Linked DNA regions of Homo sapiens: region 2 is linked to region 1. A link is a loop called in an ENCODE intact Hi-C map of the cell type or tissue named here. Cell type or tissue: sigmoid colon. All regions are shown on one strand. Each heading gives the region's core, and the rest is flanking DNA. Links, peaks and the distances in the headings are about the cores only. Region 1 overlaps FAM3C (FAM3 metabolism regulating signaling molecule C). Region 2 overlaps PTPRZ1 (protein tyrosine phosphatase receptor type Z1).

Evidence for each region. A loop is a pair of places that touch in the nucleus more often than their neighbours do. Peaks named below come from ENCODE experiments on the same cell type or tissue, not always from the same donor. Only the 100,000 strongest peaks of a DNase experiment are listed, where the experiment ranks them.
Region 2: a loop joins it to region 1, with 11 times the contacts of the local background. A loop is called at or near these places in 46 of 110 quality-filtered maps.

Annotation. Positions count from the first base shown.
Region 1 is chr7:121,363,929-121,369,320 of GRCh38, forward strand. It overlaps FAM3C (FAM3 metabolism regulating signaling molecule C), which reads right to left. Exons shown (of 10, transcript NM_014888.3): 6 at 202-260. Among named protein-coding and RNA genes, the nearest start is that of FAM3C, 30 kb to the right of the region's middle. In sigmoid colon, for the core only: a CTCF peak has its summit at 3,094 (motif pointing right); no DNase peak of the experiment used is centred there; H3K27ac peaks cover 237 bases.
Region 2 is chr7:121,992,697-121,998,088 of GRCh38, forward strand. It overlaps PTPRZ1 (protein tyrosine phosphatase receptor type Z1), which reads left to right. Exons shown (of 30, transcript NM_002851.3): 9 at 3,686-3,870; 10 at 5,184-5,310. Among named protein-coding and RNA genes, the nearest start is that of PTPRZ1, 120 kb to the left of the region's middle. In sigmoid colon, for the core only: CTCF peaks have their summits at 2,146 and 2,461 (motif pointing left); no DNase peak of the experiment used is centred there.

The DNA of each region.
Region 1 (5,392 bases), core at 226-5,225:
GTTAGGATACTTTCAAGAAACACGCTATAAATTCTTAGACACCAAGTCTCCACCCATAGATTTTTTGCAGGGCAGGGATGGGACAGAGGGCTTTATCATCAAGAGCAGTACTTTCTAACCTGATCCTCTGATAGTGCATTTTACTTTGGGACAGAAAAATACCCAATGATTACATCCATAAGCTAAAATAATTGTTCTTACCATTTGCCAAGGCAACATTGATCCCTCTTCCAACATTATTCTTAACACCACTCATTAAACTGAAGGGGGAGAAATTGAAATAAATTTAGAATTAAATATTGTACAATAACATATCAGAAAAATAAAGTCTTGCAAAAAAAGTTAGGAATATTATACATATTTTCAATTGTTCAGTGCTGCGGAGGAAATTAAAAAGATCTCTACTAAGTCAGAGAAGACAGTCTAATACTGAATAATTTTAAAGCAATGTCCTTAAATAATATTTCACAAATAGAAATACATATTAAAAAATATTAGGCCTGAAATAATAGACCATTTTTGTGCTACACTGCTTCAGATTATTCTTAAAACATGGACATTAAGCATATGTTCTGCATCATTCTTAAGGTATCAAACAAAAGATAATCTCTTTTCTGCTCTCTTCAATACCAGCGTGACATGAAACAGAAGCGAGATACTACCCCCATCATTTAAATCTAAAAGCAAACAGAGTGGGGGAGCACTCTTTCATGAATGTTTTACCTAATTGTGAACATTCTCCTAGTGATTATCACTGTAAAGTTCGTCTACACTAAGAAATATTGCACTCATGAAATCACTGCATTGAATGACAGTCACTTACGTGGTGACTACCTGAAATAATCGACTTCCATGGGCAGCTCACAGACCACTATATAAAGACAATGACACTGTAAAATGGAAGGTACCAGTGACAAATTTGCTGGTTATCAGTTCAGTTTGTTCAATTGCTCAAATTAGAATTATTAAACTAAAATTGTGAGTTCTTTTAACTCAAAACTTCAAGGTAATAGTAATACTCCCAGTGGTGTGCTGTTAACTATTTAACAACTGCTCTGTGTTTAGGAGAGAGAGGCAATATGCACATATGTGACTACACGTGCACACACTTGTCCTTATATAGACAGAATTATATATACACATAGGTACACAATTTATTATAAACTACTAAAAGATGTATAGCACACAATTTCATAAATAAAATCTACGATGTACTTTATTATAAATCTCAGTCGATTCTCACAGAGTATTTTAGTTGATTTTTCAAACAATTCACATCTGCAGCTGAACTATGGTTGCAATTGATGAATGAGCTCAGTTCTAACAAACGTTGGATCTATGTTAATAAGATAAAATAAAGAAAAACAAATAATGGAGATTCATGTTCAAATTCCACTTGCCTGTCAATGATGACTGAATCAGATAATAAGTTTTAAATATTGGAAGACTACTTCCTACATTTTTGGTGCTATCCACCATATAATAGATATAGATAGGACATATTTTTCAATTTAATCTGTGTAATATTTTCTCCCTCACCTCAAGTCTAGAACTTGAGTCTGCAAACTTTTTGTGTAAAGAGAGAAAGCACTAAAGAAGCTATAGGGAGATACATTCAAAAACACTATAAATAAATCAAAAGAAACACTTTTTTAAAATGTTTATGTAACTCATAGGAAGGCAGGAAAATGAGAAAATGAAAACAAATAATAAAATAGACTTAAACCCTCATATATTAATAATTATAATAAATGAAAATAGTTTCAACATACCAAATAAAGACAGAAATTGGCAAAGTGAATTAAAACAGGAACCAACTACACACTGTCTACAAGAAACTCACTTTAAATATAATTATATAGGCAGTGGAAAGTAAAAGGGTAGAAAGAGACATATCATGCAAACATTAATCAAAAGAGAAATTACAATTCAATTATAAAGAAACAACCCAATTTATCAATGGGCAAAGGGTTTCAACAGACATTTCTCCACAGAAGATATACAAATGGCCAATAAGCACACAAAAACATGCTAGACACCACTAATCATCAGGGAAATGCAAATGAGATTTCACTTCACATCTACTAGGCTGGCTATAATCAGTAAGTCAGATAATAACAAGTGTTGGCAAGGATGTGGAGAAATTGGAACCTTCATACACTGCTGGCGGAAATGCAAACAGATGCAGCCACTTTGGAAAACTATCTGGCAGTTCCTCAAATAATTAAACAGAGTTACCACCTAAAACAAAATCCACTCCCTGGGAGTATAAAGAAATCAAAACATATGTCCACATAAAATGTGTACATAAATGTTTCTGTAAATGTTACTCATTATAGTTAAAAAGTGGAAACAACTCAAATGTCTACCAACTAATGAATGAGTAAACAAAATGTGGTATATCCATACAATGGAATATCGTTCAGACATAAAAGGAATGAAGTTCTGATACATGATATAACATGGAGGAAGCCTGAAAACATTATGGTAAGAAGCCAATCACAAAAGACCAAATATTATATACCACTTATATGAACTGTCCAAAATAGGCAAATCTATAAAGACAGAAAGGAAACTAATGGTTAACTTAGGGTTTGGGGGTGGGGAAGTGGGGCAGGACAAGAAAGGCATAGAAGGATATTAGCTAAGGGGTACAGGGTTTCTTTTTGAGGTATAAAAATTTTCTAAAATTGACTGTGGCAGAGATTGCATATATCTGTGAATATAATAAACCACTGACTGTATAATATAAATGAGCAAAATGGACGGCATGTGAATTATATCTCAAAGCTGTTTAAAAGTACTAGCTTGGAGCATATACATTTAAAAGGTTCTATGCTTTACTACTTAACCATTGGCTCAGCTGCATCAAAGAGAAGGAAGTTTCAAAATGTACTGTTCTGTTTCTTTCAGAAATACATTCAATAAGTAAACTCCATCATTAAGAAGTAACTGCTGTGATTAACGGGTTAAGTGCCAGAGTGACTTTTCCAAGTAAAGATCATCAAGGAGTATGATGTGGCATTTTACAGACTGAAATCTATCATAAAGCAAAGAAATAAAGGTAACAAAGAAGCACAATGACATAGGCTTCCCACAAGAGGGCAGCAGCTTATCAATTTTTAAAAACTGAAATTCAAACAGAAAATCTCTAACAAATAAAAAATCCACTGAGATTTAAAATGTATAAAGGTTAGTAACCCTTACTAACACAAGTTGAAATATTTTCTTTTATCCTTCATGAATATAAGGTACCCCTTCCCACATCTCTAGGCAAAATTCTAAAGGAAATGATTATATCATCTGTAGAAATACTCAATATATCCAAATATAGATTTGTTTCAAATAGCTACTTCATGTCCTAGTTATTAGTTATTATCTCTTAAGATGGTTAGTTTAAAGCAGGGCTTGGCAAACTATAGCTCACGAGCCAAATCCTGCCAACTGGTTTTTTGATTTGTTTTACTACTCATGAGCTTAGAATAGTTTTTACATTTTTAAATGGTTACATTTTAAATGATTATGTAAGTACATACATAATAACCTTGATTTTACCTCTTTGCCCTCATAGCCAAAAACATTGATCCCTTGTTAAAAAAAAATCCCTCAAAATAATCTCATATTCTTGCAGCAAACATTACCATTAAAATCAAAAGTAATGAATTATTCCTAATATCAAATTCATACAAATTGAAATCAAATGAATATATGCCTTAGATGAAAATTATAATTGGAACATAAGTTAGTTCTATGGGTGCTCTAACGAGAAAGAAAAAACCTGTAATCCCAGCACTTTGGGAGGCTGAGGTGGGAAGACTGCTTGAACCCAAGACTTCAAGACCACCTTGGGCAACACAATGGGACCCCATTTCCACAAAAATAGAAAAATTAGCTGCATGTGGTGGTATGCGCCTGTAGTCCCAGCTACTCAGGAGGTGGAGGTGGGAAGATCGCTTGAGTCCAGGCATTCAAAGTTGCAGTGACCTAAAATTGCGTCACTGTACTCCAGCCTGGGCAACAGAATGAGACCCTGTCTCTAGGTAAAAAAGAAAAGAAAAAAGAAAAAGTAAAGGAAAAAAAAAAGCTGCAATTACTGTTTTTCCTGAGACCTGAGGTTCATACCTGCGATTTTCTAACTAATGAGACATTTAAAACACATCTTTATCAGCATAATGTATTTTGACTTCAACTACTTATGACCACCATCCTAATTGTAATTATCACCTGTCTGTATCAGAGTTTCTCAAACCCAGCCTCTCATTTTAAGAGCCTGATAATTCTTGTGGATGAGCTGACCTATGCACTGAAAGATGTTTAACAGCATCTCTGGCCTCTACAAGGAGTACCTCCAAAGCTATGACAACCCAAAATTACAATGTTCCCTGGAAAGCAAAACTGCCCCCATTGAGACACACTGATCCAAGATTAGTAGTCTCCAAAGTGAGTTACATGTACTCAGAGCAGGTGCTGTGAAAAGACTAAATTCTCTGCTTGTGTTATTTTTATTATCTACTTATAGATTTTAGTGAATGTATAAGCAATAAAGTCTGTTACCAACAGGGAGGCAGTATGAAAGTGCTGTGGCAGTAACTGGCAATGGCCTTCCAATTGTCCTCTCTATTCCACTTCCTTAATTATTTTACACAGCAACCAGATAACTTTTTTCAATATAAATAAAATCACGACATGCCAGAATTTGAAATCCTTCCACAAGTTCTCAATACACTCAGAAAAAAGTCTCAACCCTTTACCTGCGTGGCCTACAAGTTCCTATGCAGCCTGGCCCTAATTCACTTCTCTCCAGAGCTATCCAATCTTAGGGCCTTCGAGCAGGCTTCTTCCTCCTGCTCGAAGACCAAGGATGGTCTTCCTTTCTATCCCTCAGATCTCAGAATACACATCACTGTCTTAGAAACTGTTCCATAACCCTCAATCTAAAAGTTAGACACCTCTTTCCATCCACTCTCGCCAGTACTCATCACACCCTGCTGCCCTGCAGGGCTGGTATCACAATTTGTTTGTTCATTTTTTGTTGTTGTTGTTGTTTTTTTTTTTTTTTTTTTTTGAGACAAAGTCTCGCTCTGCCGCCCACCCAGGCTGCAGTGCAGTGGTGCGATCTTGGCCCACTGCAACCTCCATCTCCTGGGTTCAAGAGATTCTCGTGCCTCAGCCTCCCAAGTAGCTAGGATTACAGGCCCATGTGCCACCACGCCCGGCTAACTTTTGTATTTTAGTAAAGACGGGGTTTCACCATGTTGGCCAGGCTGGTCTCAGACTCCTGACCTCAGGTGATCCACCCGCTTCGACCTCCCAAAGTGCTGGGATTACAGGCATGAGCCACCACGCCCAGCCTGGTGTCACAATTTATAAGTACGTATTTTTTTTAAGCATC
Region 2 (5,392 bases), core at 303-5,302, 630 kb after region 1:
GAAAGCTATCACAGGAATGAGCATCCTAAAGGCTGAGACACTATCTTCTTCTTCTGTATGTCTAGAGTGCCTAGAACCAAGCAGATGAGAGTGGAATGCCAAAAATAAGTTTTTAAAGCAAGAACATGTATAGCTCCCTGATAAAGGAGACTACATTCTCATTCTTTATAGTGAGGATTCTTTGCTCACTGCTCATGTATGGTGCAGTGCCATTTACTTGTACTCTACGTGACTTGACGTGGGCCCCAGACTCACAGCCAGAAGCCTGCACTAACCAGTAACTAGGTTCTCCTTCTTAGCCAGTGTGCCCTGAAGAATCAGTAACTATGACCCAGATCACATGTAGACATGGAAAGGAATCAGTATGTGAGATATAGGCCTGAGGGAGAGAATGAAGCTTCAACAGTTTCGAACTCCTCATGATCAGGAAAATTATATTTTTGTTACTATTTTACTTTATAGTAGCTTGTATTTGATGTCTGAGTACATATTGATCTGGAAAAATGTTATTGATTTTCAATCCAGAAAATGTACTTTACAGAGTAGGTATGCTTCTAATAAGATAATTGGGCTGGCCGGGTGCGGTGACTCATGCCTGTAATCCCAGCACTTGGGGAGGCTGAGGTGAGAGGATCACGAGGTCAGGAGATCGAGACCATCCTGGCTAACACGGTGACCATCCCGGCTAACACAGTGAAACCTCATCTCTACTAAAAATACAAAAAAAAAACAGCCGGGCATGGTGGTGGACACCTGTAATCCCAGCTGCTCGGGAGGCTGAGGCAGGAGAATGGTGTGAACCCAGGAGGCGGAGTTTGCAGTAAGGCGAGATTGTGGCACTGCACTCCAACCTGGATGACAGAGCGAGACTGTCTCAAAAAAAAAAAAAAAAAAAAAACACAAAACAAAAAACAAAGATAATTGGGCTGATTTCAATAGGAAATATATGCAAAACCTGGGAAATTTAGTGTCTATTAATCACTTCTTCTATGGTCATTCCATGGTTTGAACACCAAATAGTGTGTATGGAATTAACTAAATTGTTATTTAAAAGATTCAGCTCTATCTTATAGAAAGGAAACCCTTTGGCAAGATCATAAACTACATATAGAAATATAGGCTTTTCTGTTAATAACATTCTAAAGTATGTATGTTTTTTTCACCATAAGAGCCTGTGTCTCCACATCTAAAATAAAAGATTTACCTGAAGCTTGATAGCATACAACTATATTGTTGATTAACAATAAACACAGGTATTTAAAAAGTAAATTTCTAATTAAAATATAAACTCAAGCTATTAAACAAATAACTAACAAACTCTTACAGATTTACAAGGAGGAGAACAAAGAAGTGAAAACTTATGGGCAAGAAAATATAACTTTCTTTTTGGAGCTCTACTTTATATTAATGTTGATTCATAAATTTTGACACGTCTACTGATTGCTACTACTAAGGCGAGACAAACATAGACATCCAACCAAAGTCGTTTCTGCTGCTTAGGCAGTAGTCCTTTGGATGTTTTGCAATGAATCCTTTATTTTTTTCTTAAGAGATTGTTATGCTTTGTATGTATGCATAAAATTAATGCATTTCTTTTTTTTTTTTTTTTTTTTTTTGAGACGGAGTCTTGCTCTGTTGCCCCGGCTGGAGTGCAGTGGCGCAATCTGGGCTCACTGCAAGCTCCGCATCCCGGGTTCACGCCATTCTCCTGCCTCAGCCTCCCGAGTAGCTGGGATTACAGGCGCCCGCCACCACGCCTGGCTAATTTTTTGTATTTTTAGTAGAGACAGGGTTTCACCGTGTTAGCCAAAATTAATGCATTTCCAAACAGTTTCATCTTGAAGTGTATAGTTCACTTTAAATCATTCCCATTCTGTAAAAAGTGGAATTGATTTTTGGAGGACGAAGTCTACAAATGATATTGTCCAGAGTCACTTCCAACTTTTCTAAAAGTGAACTTGGGATTCATTAGAAGCAAGAACGAGCTTGTTGCTCCAATGATAGAAACGTGAATAGCTCACTTGAGACAATTTGAAGGTCTTCTGCCATCTGGTGGACATCAGTAGAAGTCTCACTCAGTAGAGTAACATCATGTAGTATACACCTAAATTAAAATATATTTTCTTATTCTGAATTCATGTTTTTTGACAATGAAATAATTTTTCTTTTATTTCTAAAGGAACACCCCAACCTAAGCCCTCCCTAAACAAAAAATAACATCAAAGGTTTGAAGTGAAAAATAATTTCTAACTGATATAAAGCTATACATGTATTTATTTGTAAAAGGTATATATATATATTCATATTTCCTAAATAATTTCTGTACCACTGCTAGCATACTGTACATATGCTATGCCATTGCTATCATATTGTACATATGCTAAAATTGTGACTACTAAGTATTATATGTAAAATTTGTTTCCATTTGTAAGACCAATTGTTAGTTGTGGGTGCCCTCCGGTGTTCATGAGGTGAACTGCAAACTAGCAGAGACAAGTCATTTTGGTCACAATCGGCGGCAGTTGTTAACATATTTTTGAGTCCTTGTAATTGTTGTATCAGTGATGACTGATTTACCTAAGTCTACTGCATGCTCTCATTGAGTGGCTTTGTAACTTCAGGTGTCACCTGAAAACAAGTAAGTATATTAATTAATATTCAGCCTGAGAGATCTTTCTCTCCCTCTGCTTTGCAAATCTGGCCCATGAAGAGATATTTATTACTCTGCTTCGTTAGTAAAATATCATAAAATGTTATAGTTTTTCTTTTCCAAATTAGTCCAAACTATCACATTATAAGTGCATTTTGGAAAGTACCAGGGCACTCTCTGATGGGACTAAATTTGGGGCATGATTCCCAGCATGGGCCTGAATTCATTTTAAGAAGTCTCTGAATGATTTTTCATAATACTACTTTTTCAGATGAGACAAACAAGTCTCTTAATTCCCTAAAATTATTTTCTTAATTTACTTATGATAACAAAATGGGATTTTTGTCAGCACGTCTGAAAAATACTGAAATGGCAATTTTAGGTTTTCTTTGGTTTTCTCTGGTTGGGAATTTTAAATTAGTTCAAGGATTGTCTAATAACAAAATGTTCCGATAATAGTATGTCTTTCATAATTGAAATTATCCTCATCCTGAACTGAATATATTTTCAGGTACCAAACAAGAGAAATTAAGTCATCATGAGCTTGCAGATATTCTTTGTTCATTTATTTCTAAAAATGAATCTGTATGCCAGGTATATTCAAAACAATGTTCTAGGCAATATAGAACTACAGAGCTATGGTTCTTATGTTTATAATCCACTAGAGGAGTCAAGATTCATTCAGGAAAAATACAATACGAAAGTATGCAAATAATGCAGTAATAATGATAAAATAGGCAATTGACAATGACAGAGATCACTTCAGTAGAGATTAATGTGAGTAATGAAGGAGGTAGCATTTGACCAAGACCTTTCCAGAATGGAAAGCTGGGATTTGAACAGATAGAGTTAAGAGGGGTGGAAAGAGTATTTTAGATATAGGAAATGGAATAAGCAAAAGCTCCACAGTGGGAAAGTGTAACTTTTTACTTTACATTGAAATAAAACACAATAAAATTTTTATAGAATATGTTTTATTTATTCAAGTCCTCAAGGCTAAGTTCTATCAACAACTGTACTTTTTTCTCTCTGAAGTTTGTAGTTCAGAACCAGAAAATGTTCAGGCTGACCCAGAGAATTATACCAGCCTTCTTGTTACATGGGAAAGACCTCGAGTCGTTTATGATACCATGATTGAGAAGTTTGCAGTTTTGTACCAGCAGTTGGATGGAGAGGACCAAACCAAGCATGAATTTTTGACAGATGGCTATCAAGACTTGGTAACTATATGATCAGTTGTTTTACATAGGGTAACATTATAATTTAATTTCCAAGGTAAGAACTTACAAATGGTTGTATATTATTTTCCTCCATTACTTTTAGACTTTATGTGAAGGTGGGGTAGGCTGAGTATTTTTAAATTTAAAAAAAAATTTTAAATTAGAAGCTATACTAAATTATGTTTAAAGTTACATTTAATTAAATGGATATCATAACTTTGCCAACAATAACACTATAGAGTAGATACATATGACTTATGAACTGGAGATCATTTAGTGTGGCCTTTCTTAAGATTTCAGTTGTAGAATAGTGCCAGAATCTCAGTGCCCTGATACATTTTATATTGTGTCTTCCATTACGCTATATCAGCACAGGAAAAGTAGAGTAGGGGACATACAAGTCCTCTTTGTTGCACCAAAAAATTTTCAGATAACAGCTGGGAAGTCATGATTGGGTCAGAACTTTGGGGATGTAAGAAAACATTTCTTACAAAAAGATCCACCCCTGCCTCCCTCCACCAGCGCATGCGAATAAAGTACAGATTCCCTTTGTGGCCTGAGCATGTCAGTATTAAACTTTGCTCTGGTAGGGAAGTGTTGGCCATAGATTAGGGTGTAGTTGACAAACCTTCATCTGGATGTAGGTCCAGAAAGTCCCCACTGCAGGTTAAAGGACACTGGACTCTGCACTCAGGCACCTAGAGTCCTGCAAGTCCTGGGAACCTGCATTTAAATAAAAATGCACTATTAATTATGTTTCATATCATGTGGACAAAATGGATAAAATTTTAGTAACCTTTTAATTCAGTTGCCTGGAATATGGAGACACAATGACCTGGGAAAATCGTGAAATAAATAGTAATAAAAATGTTTATTTCATAATTACGTGAAGAAGATAATTCTATTACTGTTCTTGCATATATATTGTCAAGAAAAAGAGATAACTTAGTTGTTCACTTTTTCACATTGCTCCTTGTTTGCAAATGCCCCCCATTTATTTGTCTAAAATATTAATTTTTAGTTTGTAGTACTAATTTATGAATTTGATGAGTTCTGGCTAAAAATGAAACTTCCTGAAACTAAATCTGATTTTTAAAAAGCAAAAAAAAAAAAAAAGCCTAGCTTTCCAGTTCTTCATAATTCACAAATACCACAAGTTTAACTAAGCAACATTGCATAAACTTTTCCTTAGGTTAATAAAATAGAAGTATTTTCCACGGACCAGGGAGAAAAAGTTTTCTAGGAAAGATACCTAGTGTGTTGGTAGTCCTATGAGAATAACATTTGTATAATTACTAACATCTTTCTTTTAGGGTGCTATTCTCAATAATTTGCTACCCAATATGAGTTATGTTCTTCAGATAGTAGCCATATGCACTAATGGCTTATATGGAAAATACAGCGACCAACTGATTGTCGACATGCCTACTGATAATCCTGGTAAGTGCCACCAGATACATCTATATATTAACTCAATAAATGAGGTTAGTTTAATTACTGTATGCATTGATGCTTTCTCTCT